Regions from separate parts of the Homo sapiens genome. Here region 1 is linked to region 2. Evidence: chromatin loops called from intact Hi-C (ENCODE). Cell type or tissue: dorsolateral prefrontal cortex. All regions are shown on one strand.

Region 1 (8,000 bases), 220 kb before region 2:
GGGATTCTAGTCAGCAAGGACAGCCGAAGCAAGGTCCTGGGGTCAGGGAGAGACACTCTCTGCCTCTTTCCCTTATTCCTACCTCAACACAAAACAAACGCACAGCACCATTACTTCACAAGCCCTTTCCATGGAGATGCCTTATCACTGTGATGAATGCTTATGTACAAAAATCTTTTACACGTTCAGGCAATTATTCTGTAGGATGGAATGCTGGAAGTGGTTTTGCTGACTCATAACATTATGAACATGTCATTTTAATAGATACTACAAATTACTTTTCTAAAGACTTGTACCAATGTACTATCTTTCTGTCTAATAGCATAGCAAAGGCCCTTTTACCCATACTATTTCCATCACTGGATATTATGTGTCTTACTAATTTTTGCTCATATGATGTTTTTTACTTGTTTTTTCCTCTTCATTAGTAAGGTCAAGGATCTATTTACATGTTAAATGGCTATCTGAAATCCATAAGTTGTCTTTTCATGGTCTTTCTATATGCTTTGCCATTTTATTTGTCAACATTTATAGGCAAGTTTCTTTTGTTGATTGATTTGCAGAAGGTATTGGTTCACTAGTGTTACTTGTCATTTTATGTGCTACACTTATCTGTCTTCCTCAAACTCCTCCTCTATCCCCCACCCAATTGCCCTCTCAACTTCTGCCTTTTAAGATATCTTTTACCTTTCATAAGATTTTATGTAATCAAATCTGCTGATCTTTTCCTAAGATTATAAACTTATCCTTCTGTATTTTCTTTTAAATTTTTAATATTTTCTTTTTTACATAGAAAGCTGCAATTATATGAAGTTTGTTTTTATATAGTGAGAATTAAGGCTCCAACTTAGTTTTCTTACAAATAGATAATTGCTTCAGTACCACTTAGTGGAAAAATCATCTTTTCTCTATTGGTTTGAAATACCACATTTATCCTGTATTATTAATATCGTACTCTCTACTTTTTTAAATTAGCAACTTACCTACACTTCTCTCTCTTCTAGATTACAAAAATTATATGGACTTAAGGAAATTCAGGGTTCCAATTCTAATAAAAATTCCATATTTCCATTAATCGAAGCCAAAGTCAGCGACTTGAAAACATATTCAGGGCTTCTCATGTGTTTTGCAATCTGCCTCTGTCACCAGCTTTACTACACCCTCCTCAACAGTGTACTCTACGTGGCACATGGCAGGACACTAAGCAAATATTTGCTGAATGAGTTAATGTGCAACAGTGAGTTCAGCTTACTCAGATAAAAGTATATAATTTAAGAGTCATCATGTAATCAGCATCAAGTTTCAGCTTATTCATGACAATTCCTAGAAAGGGCAAGTGATAGTTTGTATTACTGAAGGAATTCGACAACTTCACTCCACTACTAAAATAGTCTATCTCCCAGAAAACAATGTTACAGTGCAGTTGATGGGCCCTTCATGGTGCTGGCCACTCCACTCTTCCACTCTCCAAGACAACCATTATGTACCTTATACTCTCTCCCCAAATCTCCAGAAGCCCTCCCCACCAGAAGAAAACTTTCCCATCTTCCCACCACATTCCCATGCACCTGCCTTCCCCCCTGTTAGAATAAATGCTCTTGATTAGGAAAACCCTCCCCCTCTCACAGCTTACTTACTCAAGAACTTTTTAACACCTCTCTTTCCTGGGCCATTCCTCTCTTCTAAATCATTCTCATCATCATACAAACTGAAAACATCTTCATCTTAAAAAAAAACAAAAACCTTCTTGTTGGCCCACATTTCTCTCCATCTACCACCACCACATTTCCCTTTCCCCTCTATAGCAAAATTCCTTGAAAAAGTGCCTGTAGTAACTGTGGTGTTTTGCTTTCCACTTTTCTTCTTCTTGTACATATTCCAAGTTTTACTCCCCACCACCCCTCTAAATTTATGATTGGGGTCATCGCTAACATCCACATTGCCAAAAATTACAGTCAGTTCTTAGTGCTCAGCTTACAACCTCTGTCAGCAATATGTGACACAATTGATTACTCTGTCCTTAAAATAATTTCTTTTCTTGGCTTCAAGGACACCCAGTTCTCATGGTTTTTTCACATTTTACTGGCTGCTCCTTCTCAGTCCCCTTTGATAGATTCTCCCCATCTCTCTGATTTCTACATGTAGGAGTGGCTCAGGCCTCAGTCCTTGAAACTCGAGGTAGTTTCATCTAGTTGACACCTTAAATATCTTAGAGACTCCTAAATTTTTGTTCACCATACACAATCTTAGCCCTAAACTCAAAACTCTTATACAACTACACACTCAACATTTTCACTTGGATGTCCAATCAATATATCAACATCAACATGGTCAAAATAAAAATAAAATGAAACAACAGAAACAGCAAAACCCTCCCCCTCTTTCTCCAGCATCCATCCATTCAGTTACCACCCTAGCTAAGCACCCATTAGCTCTTGCCTCGGTTACCCTAAAAACCTTCTAGCTGGTCCCTATTTCTATTCTGCCAAATTCCCACTCCCCCGGTTCTATTCTTCACAAGTAGTTCTCATGATTCTCTTAAATTCTAACAGGCTATGTAACTTCTTTACTCAAAATTTCCCGTGGTTCCTCATCAACTGAAATAAAACCCAGTATCTTTCCATAGCCTACAAAGTTGTGACCTAGGTCCTCCCTATCTGTCCAACCTTATCTCTTACCAAGACCCCATCACTCACCATTTTCCAGCTAAAACAGACTATCCTATAAATATATAAATAAAATGGTGCCTTGCTCTGCTTCATATACCCATCAAACTAATTTCTACCTCAGCATCTCTGTATTTGTTCTTCCCTCTGCCTGAAACATTGTCTCTGAAGATATCTGTATAGCATGATTCTCATTTAAGTCTCTGCTCAAATACTACCTTCCCTCTATTTTTTTATCTCAATTTATTTTTCTTCATAGTACTTAGTACAGTCATCCCTCTCCACCTGTGAGGACTGGCGTCAGGACCCCCACTCCCAGATAGCAAAATCCATGGATGCTCAAGTCCATGATATAAAATGGTGGAATATTTGCATATAACCTATGCACATCCACCTGTATATTTTAAATCATCTCTAGATTACTTATAATTACTTATAATATCTAATACAATGTAAATTTTATGTAAATAGTTGTTACACTGTTGTATTGTTTAGGGATAATGACAAGGGAAAAAAAGTCTGTATATGTTCAGTACAGACACAGCCATCCTTTTTTTTCCAAACACGTTCAATCCCTGGTTGGTTGCATCCATGGATGCGAAACCCACAGACATAGAAGGCTGACTGTACTACCTTACATTCTATTATGCATTTATTTATTATCAGACATCTTAACTAGAATGTAAGTTCTATGAAAGCATGGATTTTTAAAAATTCACTTTTGTATCCTCAGAACCTAGAAGAGTGCCTGACACATAATAGATACTTAATAAGTGTTTGTTGAAGAAATGAGTAAACAAATGAGCAAATATACAGTCTGTCTATGAATTTGGCTTAATGATCCTAGCTTAATACATAATCCAAGAGGGAAAAAACTTGTTTTGAGCATTACTCACTTTTCGTTGTTTTACAGAGTCCAATTTTATGAGCCAATATGAAGCCACTTTGGTTTTATGATACTTCCAGTTATCAATGATCTGTTTGGAAGGAGGAACATTAAGAAATTTACAGGTTGAAACCCATTTTTTAAATTAATTTGTGTAATGAAAGCACTATAATATACTTGCAACAAATAATGCCAACTTTCATAAAAACACATGTGCAAAGATTTCTAATACAAATTAAAGAAACCATCTACATCCAAAGCTTTCTATTCTAGTTGTATTAAGAATACAATCTCTGTGGCCCACACCTGTAATTCCAGCACTTTGGGAGGCTGAGGCAGGCAGATCACTTGAGGCCAGGAGTTCAAGACCAGCCTGGCCAATATGGCAAAACCCTGTCTCTAAGAAAAATGTAAAAATTAGCTGGGTGTGGTAGTGCATGCCTGTAATCCCAGCTATTTGGGTGGCTGAGGCACAAGAATCACTTGAATCCAGGAGGTGGAGGTTGCAGTGAGCTGAGATTATACCACTGCACTCCAGCCTGGGCAACAGAATGAGACTCTGTCTCAAAAACAAAAAACAATCTCCAATGAATGAAAGTCAAATGTCTTCAGGCACATAAGATTTGGCAAGAAATCCAAGAAATAGATTTTTCATTTGTATTTTAGAGGCTGATTTATCATTCATAGTAATAAAATATTGAATAATGCATTAGAAGGCAGCCTATATGAGAATTCTACTACTTTGTTTTATTTTTGTGCAAGTCTGCAAAACTTCTGAATATATAGTCTTGTAATATATACTGTAGTAAACAGATTAAAATATTTACCACATGTAGTGAACACACAATAAACAATTTGATGTCTGCTATAAATATTCATTATATTTTATTAATTATATAAGCCTATATACATTCTTTATAGAACAATCATGATAGTCAGAAATATTAGTTTTACTCTTTGATTGTTTAATTTTCTTCTACCTGATTCAAAAAGATGGGATATAACTAATATCTCTAAGAAATATATAAAATAAAGTGCTACAAAGTCATTGGCTATATATAGAAAATTTTATCAAATAAGATGACATAGGTAAATAAAAGCACATCTAGTATAATACTTAACATCCAATGCTTTCTTTCATTTCCTTTAATGTAACTAAGTAGCACCTAGCTTGCAAACAAGTTACCATTTTCACTTTTTAAAAATATATATAACAACAAAATATATAATAATTGGGGGCTTTGCTTATGACTGTGTCATCAGTACATAATATAAATTCTAGTTATGGGTGTTTTTTAGCAAGAAAGTCTCTTTTATTGTTGTTTGTTTGCTTTTTGTTTCTACACACTTACTTCAGACAGGTCTAAAGTATATGCTAAAAAACGAAAATGCCAAGTGCATGGCTGTAGTTTTTATCCTATAACTGGCCACTAGATGGTGCCCTCTCCTCTGGGAAAAAAAAACATATATTTTATATACATAATTTATAAAATTATATCTGTAAAAAAAAAAATGGCCCAAAATATATTTTTATATATTTATAAATATACATATGGCCCCCAAAAAACAAGGTTCTATTACTGAAGGAACGAAAAGGATGTTTGAATGAAGAAATGTAACCTTGCATGAAGAAATGCGCTTTCACAAAAATTATCTGAAATAACTTGGACCCTCTTTCTAAATTAGGAGTAAGTCACTGGTTTTAATGTGAATTTTAGGACCCTCTGACATTTTAGAATGTTCCACTGGGTGGTGCACATGTGTGTGTAACAAGAAAAACACACAGCTCAGCATAAGTCATTTCAAAAATCTGACCCCAAAAATGTGACATTCAAGGTGTCACATTCAAATATTCTTGACATTTTATGCCACAGCCCCACATTTTTCATCATACCCCATTCCATATTAGTTCTTTCTAAATCTTTATAGAAGCAGGTTTAACATGATATTTGATTAATCATTAAGAACAATAATTATTTAACACTAATTATTCTGACTTGATGAAGCAGACTTATCATTAAAATAGCACTATATACTAAAAGATACTTTGTACTGCTGATTATAATCTGATCTCACTGTCCATGAATTGTAACAATTAAAATAAACCCCTGTATTTTCTAAAGCTAGTAGAGGTTGAAAAGAACATCAATTAAATTTACTATGTCACTGAGCATAATGCCTTCAGGAAATAAATTTTAATATTTTAAGAAGAATAAAAAGGTACCAGCTCCTTGGCATTTTAGATACATCACATACTCACATCTTCTATCAGAAGTTCTGATTCTGCATCTGACTTTCCTGGAAACCGGATCTTCATGTCTTTGAGAACAAATAAGGTCTGACTTGTTAGATCATCTTCTTGTTCTTTTGTTTTCAGTTGCCGCAAAGACTCACTCTTAAATTTGAAAGAATACAGATATTTGGAGGGGGTCTTATTTCATTGTGCCAGTATAATCTGAAAGATATTTCTAGGTAAAAATGATGCACTTTTAACTGAAAACAATAACAATGAAAAAGGAAGAAAATTTTCTTTTACACTTGTGAATTCTTTGGATTAAATGGATATGAATCCCAAGAGTGTCTTTCACACTTCCACAAGGTTATACTTATTTAGCTCAAAGTACTAAAATAAAAATATAAATACTTAAAAAGGACTTCCTGGTCAGTTTCATTTGCTACATATACCTTAGGCAATTTTTCTTGATTAGAAAAAAAAATTCATTGTTACCAAGTGAAATTCACTCACTTATATTTCCTGACTTCCCTTTGGAAACATGATCCATATTAAATAAACAAATTAAATAAATCCTTAGTCTATGTGAAGGTAGTCGGAGCTATCTATTTGAGCATCTAAAAGTAAGCCTTCTTACAAACTAAATTCACTACTTTCTAAATATCAAATCTCTGGGATTCATGCTAACAAGGGAATACTATATGTTAATTTAACATACAGAACACATTATAAATAACATTGTACTTAAGTGCTCTAAGGAGAATTTATCATTTTTTAACCTATTAATCAACTGTCCCATTAAGTAAAATTTTCCAAATTTCCTCAAATTTAAAGATAGACTGCATAATACACTGCAAAACCATACATTTCCTCAGGTAATTTTCAGTAATATTATCCTACTATATCAGCAAATAGAAAATAAAATAATGCTATTCTCAGTGCTCATCTTTGAGTTCTGTGATAGAGTGAAGTCTGCACTTTTTAAGAGTCATACTAAATTGTAGGCTAAGGTAGGTGAATAATCCAAATTTCAAGAGGTCATGAGTTGAATTATGGAAAGGATCTGAGGTTCAGTCTGTCCTCCTCTCATCTGATCCCCTTTGCCTGAGTACAGAGCTCCCTGTAATCTTGAAAGAGCAAAACAGATGACCTACCACTTGAGAGTTGGTAGAGCAGGCATCATTACTGTGAGGCAGATGCCTCATGTAGGAGGAAGCACGGTTTAAGGAATGTGACCGAGATGCAGAAGTTGGCCGTGACACAGATATCATTTGTTGAGCAGAAAATGGGCGGGTGTCCCCACTGGAAGGTGATTGAGCAGAGATGGACCGAGGGCAGCTGACTGAACGTCTTATGGAGCCTATCAGTGATGGAGAAGAGGGATACTACAGTAGCAGTATTAATACAAGTTTTTCACTGTATGAAGTCTATATAAACTAAAGATTATAGCAGCTAGTAGTAAAGTAGCAATAAATGTCAAAGCATAGGCATCATCATGAGAATATGAGTTTGGAATACACTTTTCAACAACAGTGAACTTGTTGCAGAAGAACCCCTGTAATGTATAAAAAATGGCCCTTGTGGGAATAATACTATCAACAATCCTTCAATGTTATATCCTGAAAACATGAGCTAAGAGAACCAGAAGAAAGGAAAATTAACATTTATGGAGCATATTCTATAAGCCAGGCATTGTGCTAAGTGCTACACTTATATCTTAGTCCTCATGGAAACCCTCTGAAGTAGGGATCTCCATTGCCCAGAGGCTTAGAGAAAGAACTTTTTCAAGGTCATACAGCAAGGAAGTGGTCAAGATCAGGTTTCAATCCTGACCCTATCTAATTCCAGTGTCTTCCCTTTTTCTATAATACCATGATGCTATCCACTATCCCTTGAGATTTGACTGGTCACTCACAAGAATCTGTGTATAGGTTAGAGATTGAACATTTTACAGCAAGATTCATAGGGAGGGCTGGAAAGGCATACAGGCTAAATAGGTTAAGTTATAGAATTTAGAAGCCATGAGAAAAAAAACAGTAATAAAACAAAAGAAAAATATGCAGATTATCCTAACGGAGTTTAAATACAGAATTGGTTATTATAAAGAGTAGTACTGAACAGAGAGTATTTTAAGTCACAAGAGTAAATAATTTTTTAAGTAGGTTAAATTCCTATAGAAAAAGACAAGTGAAGAAAAAAATGTATGGATCTATAG
Region 2 (8,000 bases):
ATGAATATGATTTTTTTCATTGTTCAGAAGCTGGAGCTGGAAGTGACTGAAATACTTCTGAGAAACCTTATTTCCATGACCATGCTTGTCATCAGAAATACATATTCAAATATCATAGAAGAGCATCTAGTGGGGAGAACTTTATTTTTATCCAAAACTTTAAGAACAAGGAGTCCAGGAAATATATTTTATAGCTTTCCAACCTGTCCAACTATTAAAGAAGGAGAATGGAAGGGACATTGAATGAACCAATTTACAATATCCAGCATGGTCCACTCTTTTGGCTGTTCATCACCTATTTATACCCTTCTACTGATGCTTTCAAAGAATGGCAATTACACTATTCTACAGCTAACTTAATGCTACTGTCCTTCATATAAATGAAAACACTCAACTTCTACCCAAAAAGAGAGATCTAAAAATCCATCAGCCCGTATATCAATTTCTAGATGATATTCACTCATATCATTTAGCCATAATATCACCTTGACTTTCCACAGCCCTAGTACTAAATTATAAAGTTAATGACCACGCCTTATGTAAAATTCCTGGGGAAAGGCAAGAAGGAAATTGATGTGTTTATATGTACACACATACATAGGCACACATATAGCATAGCAAGGTGGCATTTATGAGTAGCTGCTATAGTCCTTGTTCTGTTTGAAAGTTGCTATAAATTTCCCACTGCAGCATATAAGTGTAGAAGGGATTCTTTTTCAGGGTAGTAGTTTAGACCATCATTCTTGAATCATTGAGACCTTGGTAGTGTTTCCTATATTGGAATACTGAAGTCTTCTCTGTTTTTATACTCAATATGCAAATTACAAGAAAGTACCCCACCTCCATCTATAACACAACTTTATGTCTCAGTAATAACCAGGATTAATCACTCAAACAGAAGTAACTTTCCTTTTCGGCCTGTATTTTTCAGTGAAATGTGACCAGAATGCCCAGCTGGCACTCTAAACTTCTGGTTCAAGGGATTAATTGTTACAGGTACTCCCCATACTTGAAGAGTACTTCTAAATTCATATTTCTTGAAGAGTACTTCCAAGGGTATTAAAATGTCTCAACTGTTAAAGAGTCCAAAGTTACAGAGACAAGAAGTAGAAAATTTTCAAATGGGTAACTTATCATACTATAGTTCATTAATTTTGACATACATACTTTTGTCTCACATTTTAGTGTATTCGAAATTAGGATGCTTCCTAAAATGATGACATCAGTCAGGCAATTCTTGTGATGTGCTTGTTATTGTCTATACATGCACAAACATGAAAATGCGTATCAGCAGGTTGGAAGAAAATATAGGAGATGGTAGTAGAGCGCCTCAAAAAATACTGTATCAATATTTTTGATATAAAGAACAATAATTGTGTAAAAACACACAATAATGACTGTGCATCAAAAAATAGTCTGGAAGAGTCAGACTATGAATATGAAAGCATTTTAGGAATTTCTTAACAAGTTTAAAATTTTTTTCACTTCATATGTTTACAAGAGTGATATTAAAAAGTTATGTCTAAATAAATCAAAAATAGTTCTCTCTTAATAGGGAAAAAATTTATAACTGACAAAGTATCTCATAGTTTAATTGCTGTACATTTTTCTTTTTTTTCTTAGTGGTACATGATATAATGGTGATTTTTATAATTGATAGTCATAGATTCAGTGAAATAGGGTGGTGATATCTACCACTCCCACCTCCACCTTCTGGTTCCCAGATACTTGTTTTTTATGGTTGAAGAAACACCAGGTAATGGTCCCTGAGAAGTTTCTTTTGTGTATGAGCTACAAGATTTCAAGACTTTTCAAATCTTGATCTTAGGTAATTTTTGAAGTAACAATAATCACTAATAGTTTGTCTTTAATGTTCTTGTACTAGCTATCACGAGTTTTATGTATCTTTGTTATTGTTACTATTTTGTGTCAATTGCCAAGAGACTTAAACATCTTTTCTAACATGTTCATATTCTCTTGATTAATTACATTATGAAACAACATGCCTATTCATTATTTTTATTTGGAATTTTTCCTTTTTTCATGATTTAGTGTATTTGTTACAAAAAATAACTTGAATTCACTTTTCTATATAGGAACATTTTTATTGATTTTATGTCTCCTCTTTATAATCTCTTTCATATTTCATTATGTTTCTTCTAAATTTATCTTGTTTTTTTAATACATAAATTTGAAGATGAAAAAGGAGGTACTCCTCATATACATTCATGTATTATACATATATATTCATATACATATATATGTACACATTCAAATCACAAGTCTGTCATTTTTAACTTTTTAATTGAAAAATCCCCAAACTTCTTGCCAATCGTAGCTAAAACTGTACATTACCCCTAAACTTTCCCTTATTCAGATCTCTAAAATGCCTGGTGCCACTCCATTAGCACCTGACATAATGGAAAGTGTGAAGAAGGGGAAGTTGGAGAGAAAAGAGACAGCAATCTCAACCAATTGCTATTAAAATATCTTACTTTTGCAAGTCTTACAAAAGCATGTGTCCTTGTGAACACAATGCTAGAATCTCTCCCAGGGTATTAGAAGGGTTGCCTGCACTTGAGAGGTCCTGAAATTTAATCTCTGTTAGCTTCACAGTAAACCTGCTGTGGCCCTCAGATTTCAGTTCTCTTTGTGAGAGAAGCCCTCTCCTCTGGCTGGCAATTTATGATTCCCTTGCACACACTCTCTTTTCTGGGGTCTATAGGACATAAATGTATTTTCCCTGCTATTCCAAGTTGAGCCCCCTCTCAACATAATTCTTTTCACTCTGCCACTGAGCAGAGGTGGTTTTATCTACCATTTAGTACCTTTACATTTTGTACATTTGGTGAGTCCCCCCAAAACAGTCCCTAACTCTTATAAATCCTAGCAGATAGGGTACATGTTAAGTCTCTGAGTGGTTTCCTTGAAGCCCCTCAGTTGATTTGAGGTAAGGGTGACCTCCTGCCCTGAATGTGTTGCATACCTCATAACTGCTCCAAAACAATTCTCTCCAGCACTCTTCAGCCTCTCCCTCTGATGTAAATTGGCTAATGTTGGCAGATCTGGCTTTAAAATCTAGTTTCTGTGGGTGGTTTTATTTTTCATTTGGGAAGGCTGGTCACCTGATAGAAAAATAAAAATAACCATGTTAAGACAAATTGGTGTTTTAGCTGTCTGCTTAATTGCTTTTGGCCTTCAGTTTTCTCTTTGAAATCTTATACTCAATTGAGCAAATGTTTCTCAGTTGAGGGTTTATGTGTTCTAAGTCCTGTGATAGGTACCAGGAATGCAGAGATAAACAGATCCATTGTAAACAGTCAAATGTAATAGAAGAATCATATGGCTAATCTGCCATATATTAAGTCATAGTGTCTAAATTGCATTAAACCAGCTCAATATAAGAACAACTGTTTTCTTAAAAGTTATATGAGATTTTATAAAAGATTTTACCTTGCCATTATATAGTAATTATGATTGAACTTACCAAATTAAATGTAATGTGACGTTTACTAGTATTTTTCCATTAAATTGTTAGTGAATTAAAAGGACGTTTTGGAATTATATGGGGGATCTTTGGAAGACTTAATTTTTTCATGGGTTGTATAAATAGATTTATGAGAGGGAAAATGGATATTAGTTTCTGATATGGTAGTTTATGTGAGAATTTTATAGTTTGATTTGTATAAATAAAATAATGTTATTGCATATTTCTGGTACATTACACTTTTATTTGTATAATAACCTAAACTTGTGTTTATCTTATATTGCTAAAATTTAAGGTAATGACAATAAAAGATTTTTCTGGTATGTATGTGAAGCCTAAATGGCCCCATTCTGCCACCTTCTGGCTGACTCCGTAGCTTATAATATTGTGAGGTAAGTGTCATCTAACCGTTCTGCCATGGTTGGCAGCAGACCATATATTTGGGGCCTGGGTGATTTAAAACAGGGTCAGTTTAAGCAATAATGTAGTTCTAGTGCCTCAGGCTCACCTTTATTTCATAGTTCTAAAATGTGTTAGAATTTATTGGAATAGAATACCACATAGTGATGTATGAGATTGTTTCTCCCAGGGTATGGAGTTGTAGTTAATTTTGACTTTTCTGCAATACTAAAGTTTCTTCAGATATTACTTGATAATTAAAACTGTATCAACATGGTAAGCTATTTATCAGAATCATCATAAGAAAGTTACTTGGAGAGTGATATAGAAATGAAAGTTACTGAAATCAGCACCAATTCCTTATAGAGAAACTAATGGGTTCAGTAATCACTTACTAGAGTTCTAAAATAAAAGGAGAAACCATATGTACAACAACAAAGTACTAACAAAATCTTAGTAATTTAAACCTCTAGTTTTGTGACACTTCTATATATTGCCATTTATTAAAAAAAAGAATTTGGGAAGGCTTAAAACTTTTGGAAATGTAATTCATTTAAAATTGGTTTGATAAACTTTTTGGAGAGGGATAGAGAAAATAAAGTAGAACGCTATAAAATGTTGCAATTTGTGACCTTTTGCAGCACACTTAACCTCTTTGTCACTCTGGAAAATGGGATAATAATATCCAATATAAAGGTAGATTGTTGTGAGGAATAAATGCTTTATTTACTTCATGTGAAACACTTAGAATGATATCTGACATATAATAAGTTAGCATTGTTATAGTCAATCTTACAACATTTAGAATATGTTACATAGTCTAATATAAATGGATTCCAAAATATTCTAGGCAGTAAGCTTTGTATTTTCTTAACATTTTTACACTCAATAATATTAAATTAAAAGAGAGAAATTGAAGACTGGAAATGCATAGCTCCCTAAAGTAGTGTAGAAATATATGTGATATATTGGGGCCTAATAAAGGGCCTTTATTTCTGTCTGTGACTCATCTTTTAGATACCTAAAGCTATCTCATAAAAAAGCTATGGTATCTTGAAGAAATTAATCAATTTAAAAACATTTATTGAGTGTATACTGTGTGATCATCAGTGTGTTAGATTCTGGTAAGAAATGATATGAGAAACTCACAAAAAGAAGTATAAACATGCAATTACTACAATGTGGTCAGTACAGTAACGTGGGTGTTAATATATTTTAGGAACTAGAAGAGAAGAAATAACATTGAACTACACTTTGATTAACAAGTAGGAATTAGCTAGGAGAAAGTCGTCTTACATAAATGGAACTTCTATGCATGATTTTTGACTACTGGTTTACCTGAAGTTTCTTACATTTTGTATTAGTATAACTTTACAGCCTTTCATATCCAGAATGCTTTTACACACATTATCTGAAGAGTGAGGTTTTCAGGTTATTATCTGAATGGTGAAAATTGGGTTTCTATCGTAGTAATTATGGGTGAAGGGGAAATATGTGTTTTTTAAAACTGGACATTTGTAATGTTGCTGTCTGAGCCTATAGCCCCCTACCTTCACCTCTTTATGCTGTGGAGTCAGGCAACTACACTAGCAGTCAAATGCCTGAGGTTCGCAGTTTGCCCTATCAGTGCTCTTGAGGGTTCTCATGTGAGTGAAAGGAGTGACTATCCCATGCCCTGCACCATTTCTGTGGTGGTAGTGGTGGTTGAGGGAAGAAGTTTCATCTTCACATTTCAGGTATTTAGAAAGCCCATCTGGAGATTTAGTTATGGGACTACCTGGCTATAGTCTTGGCTAGGGCGTTAGTAGATCAATGAAATTTTCTCATCAACACGAAGGGCTCTAAGTGTTAAAGGGAGACAGTGCCCACATCAACCATGACTAGGAGTTTCACATGTCCATATTTCATACATTTTAGTACTCTGGAAATAGAATCCCACTTTCCTCATCCCCATCACCTTATTACATTTAAGTCTTGTGTTAATTTTCTATTATTGCTATAACTAAATAGTGGCTTAAATAGTGGCTTAAAATAACACCCATTTATTATCTCACTGTTCTGTAGGTCAGAATTCTGGCAGGCTCTTATCTGGAGTTTCTGGGGAAGAATTTACTTCCAAGCTGATCCATACTTCTGGCAGAATCCAGTACCTTATGGTTATAGGACTAGGGTCTCTGTTTCTTGGTTGACTGTCATCTAGGGGGCTCCCTTAGCTCTTAGAGCCCTCTCTCTGGTGCTTCTACATAGGCTGTAATATCTCAGAGCCAGTAATGGTGTGCTGATCATTCTCACACGTGAAATTTCATGACATGTTGCCATGGCTCTCTTCTGCTCCTAGCTGGACAAGGTTCTCTGCTTTCAAGAGCAAATTTTTTTAGATCGGGCCCACCTAAGTAATCCAGAGGAATCTATTTAGTCACTAATTAGTAGCCTTAATTACATCCGCAGAGTCCAGTTAGGCATATATTGAAACATATCCACAGTTTCCAGGCAGTAGATGGAATTAATAGGGGGAGCATTCTGCTTATCAGAAATCCATCGGGAGTTTAGAAAGAAGAGGAAGTACAGAGAGCCTACGACCTTTGGTATGCATTTCAAGACTCAGTCACAATTAAGAGGAGGATCTACTTAATAGTTAAAGAAAATTTAAACCATCTTTCTTCCCTAATACAACCAGAAGTATAAACTAGTTGTTAACAGATATGCATATGATTAAAATAAAATTTAGAAGGCAGTGATGTGTTTCAGACTCATATTCAGCTATCTTTTTGAAATCTCCATTTGTATGTCTAGTAAGCATCTCAAATTTAATATGTCCAATAGAATTTTTTATTACAACACCCCTCCAGCCCCTTCCTTCAGAAATGGGATAGTTCCCTTGACCCCTTCGCGGGACTCACAAAGGGATTGACTTGTTTACTCAGCTCGCAGCTCTCATCCCCTCACGGGACGGGGAGCATGCAGGTGAGTGGGTACAGGGACTGGGACAAGTGCTTCTGGGCATCCGCAGGAGTAGAATCCTGTGCAGTCCAGTGGAAGCTTCCTGGGGGGTGGGGGGGAGGGGAGGGGAACCTGTGACCTCCGGAGTCCTAGAGGGCATGTGTTACAGTGTGCTCATTTAGCTTTGCCATCCACAGACAACTTAAGTGTTTAACAGATCAGTGGAGGGTCAGGGTGACAGCCTTTTGCACCCGCCCTCTTGGTACCCGAGTACTTGTCTGGCATCCAGGAAGAATAAGGTCATATGAATGAATTGAAGGGTGGTGAATGTGGAGGATTTTACTGAGCAGTAGAAGTGGCTCTTGGCAGGATGGGGAGCTGGAAAGCGGATGGAGTGGGAAGGTGGTCTTCTCCTGGAGTTCAGCCGTCCCCTGTGGAACTCTTCTGCGAAGTCCTGCTGTCAAGCTGTTCCTCTGAAGTCAAGCTGCTTCTCTTTGATGTCCTTCTGCTGCCTCTCTTCTCTCCTCTGCCACTCTGCCACTCTGCTGGTGGGGCTTGGGGTTTTTATGGGTACAGGATGGGGAGGTGGGGACAGCCAACATGGTTTTGGAAAAGGCAAATTTGGGCAGGAAAACAGGAATGCATGTTCTCACTTTGGACTGCAGGTCCAGGCTTGAGAGTGTGGCCCTCGTTGGGGTCTGCCCTCTTCTACCCAGTATTTCCCCGCCTCCTGTCTATATCACTTCCTCACCCTTCCCCAGCTTAATAATAACTGGCATCACTACTTATTCACATGCTCAAGCCAAAAAAAGTAGGAATTATCTTTTATTACTTTTATTAATTTTCTGGGTTCAATGAATCATCAAATCTCCTTGTTTTTCAAAAATATATATGAAATCTGTCTGTTTTTCTTTCCCACCACAACCTCAGTTCAGGTATCCATCATCTCTTGCCTGGACTTTTGCAGTAGTCCTTAACTATTTTTCATGTTTCCATTCTTACCTTCCACCTACACAGAAGATTCCTGAATCCATTCTCTTCCTAGTAGTCATACTCTTTTTGCCTTATTCCTCTATCTGGGTCTTTAATTCCCAGCTTCATCTGCATGGCATACTCTTCTTCCATCTTTCTGTAAGTTCCTCTTTTCTTTGTACTTCAGGTCTTGACAGCTGTG

Evidence for each region. Hi-C counts contacts between places; a loop is a spot of excess contacts. Peaks named below come from ENCODE experiments on the same cell type or tissue, not always from the same donor. Only the 100,000 strongest peaks of a DNase experiment are listed, where the experiment ranks them.
Region 1: it touches region 2 in a loop (5-fold over the local background); 27 of 110 quality-filtered maps call a loop at or near these places.

Annotation. Positions count from the first base shown.
Region 1 is chr1:83,900,517-83,908,516 of GRCh38, forward strand. TTLL7 (tubulin tyrosine ligase like 7) reads right to left here. Exons shown (of 21, transcript NM_024686.6): 16 at 6,940-7,145; 17 at 5,813-5,947; 18 at 3,563-3,643. Among named protein-coding and RNA genes, the nearest start is that of LINC01725, 44 kb to the left of the region's middle. In dorsolateral prefrontal cortex, a CTCF peak has its summit at 4,977 (motif pointing right); no DNase peak of the experiment used is centred here; H3K27ac peaks cover 3,028 bases.
Region 2 is chr1:84,119,146-84,127,145 of GRCh38, forward strand. It overlaps a transcript of PRKACB not described here. Among named protein-coding and RNA genes, the nearest start is that of PRKACB, 21 kb to the right of the region's middle. RefSeq lists an enhancer at 3,770-3,919. In dorsolateral prefrontal cortex, CTCF peaks have their summits at 3,838 (motif pointing left) and 4,045; a DNase peak (open chromatin) is centred at 3,866; H3K27ac peaks cover 848 bases.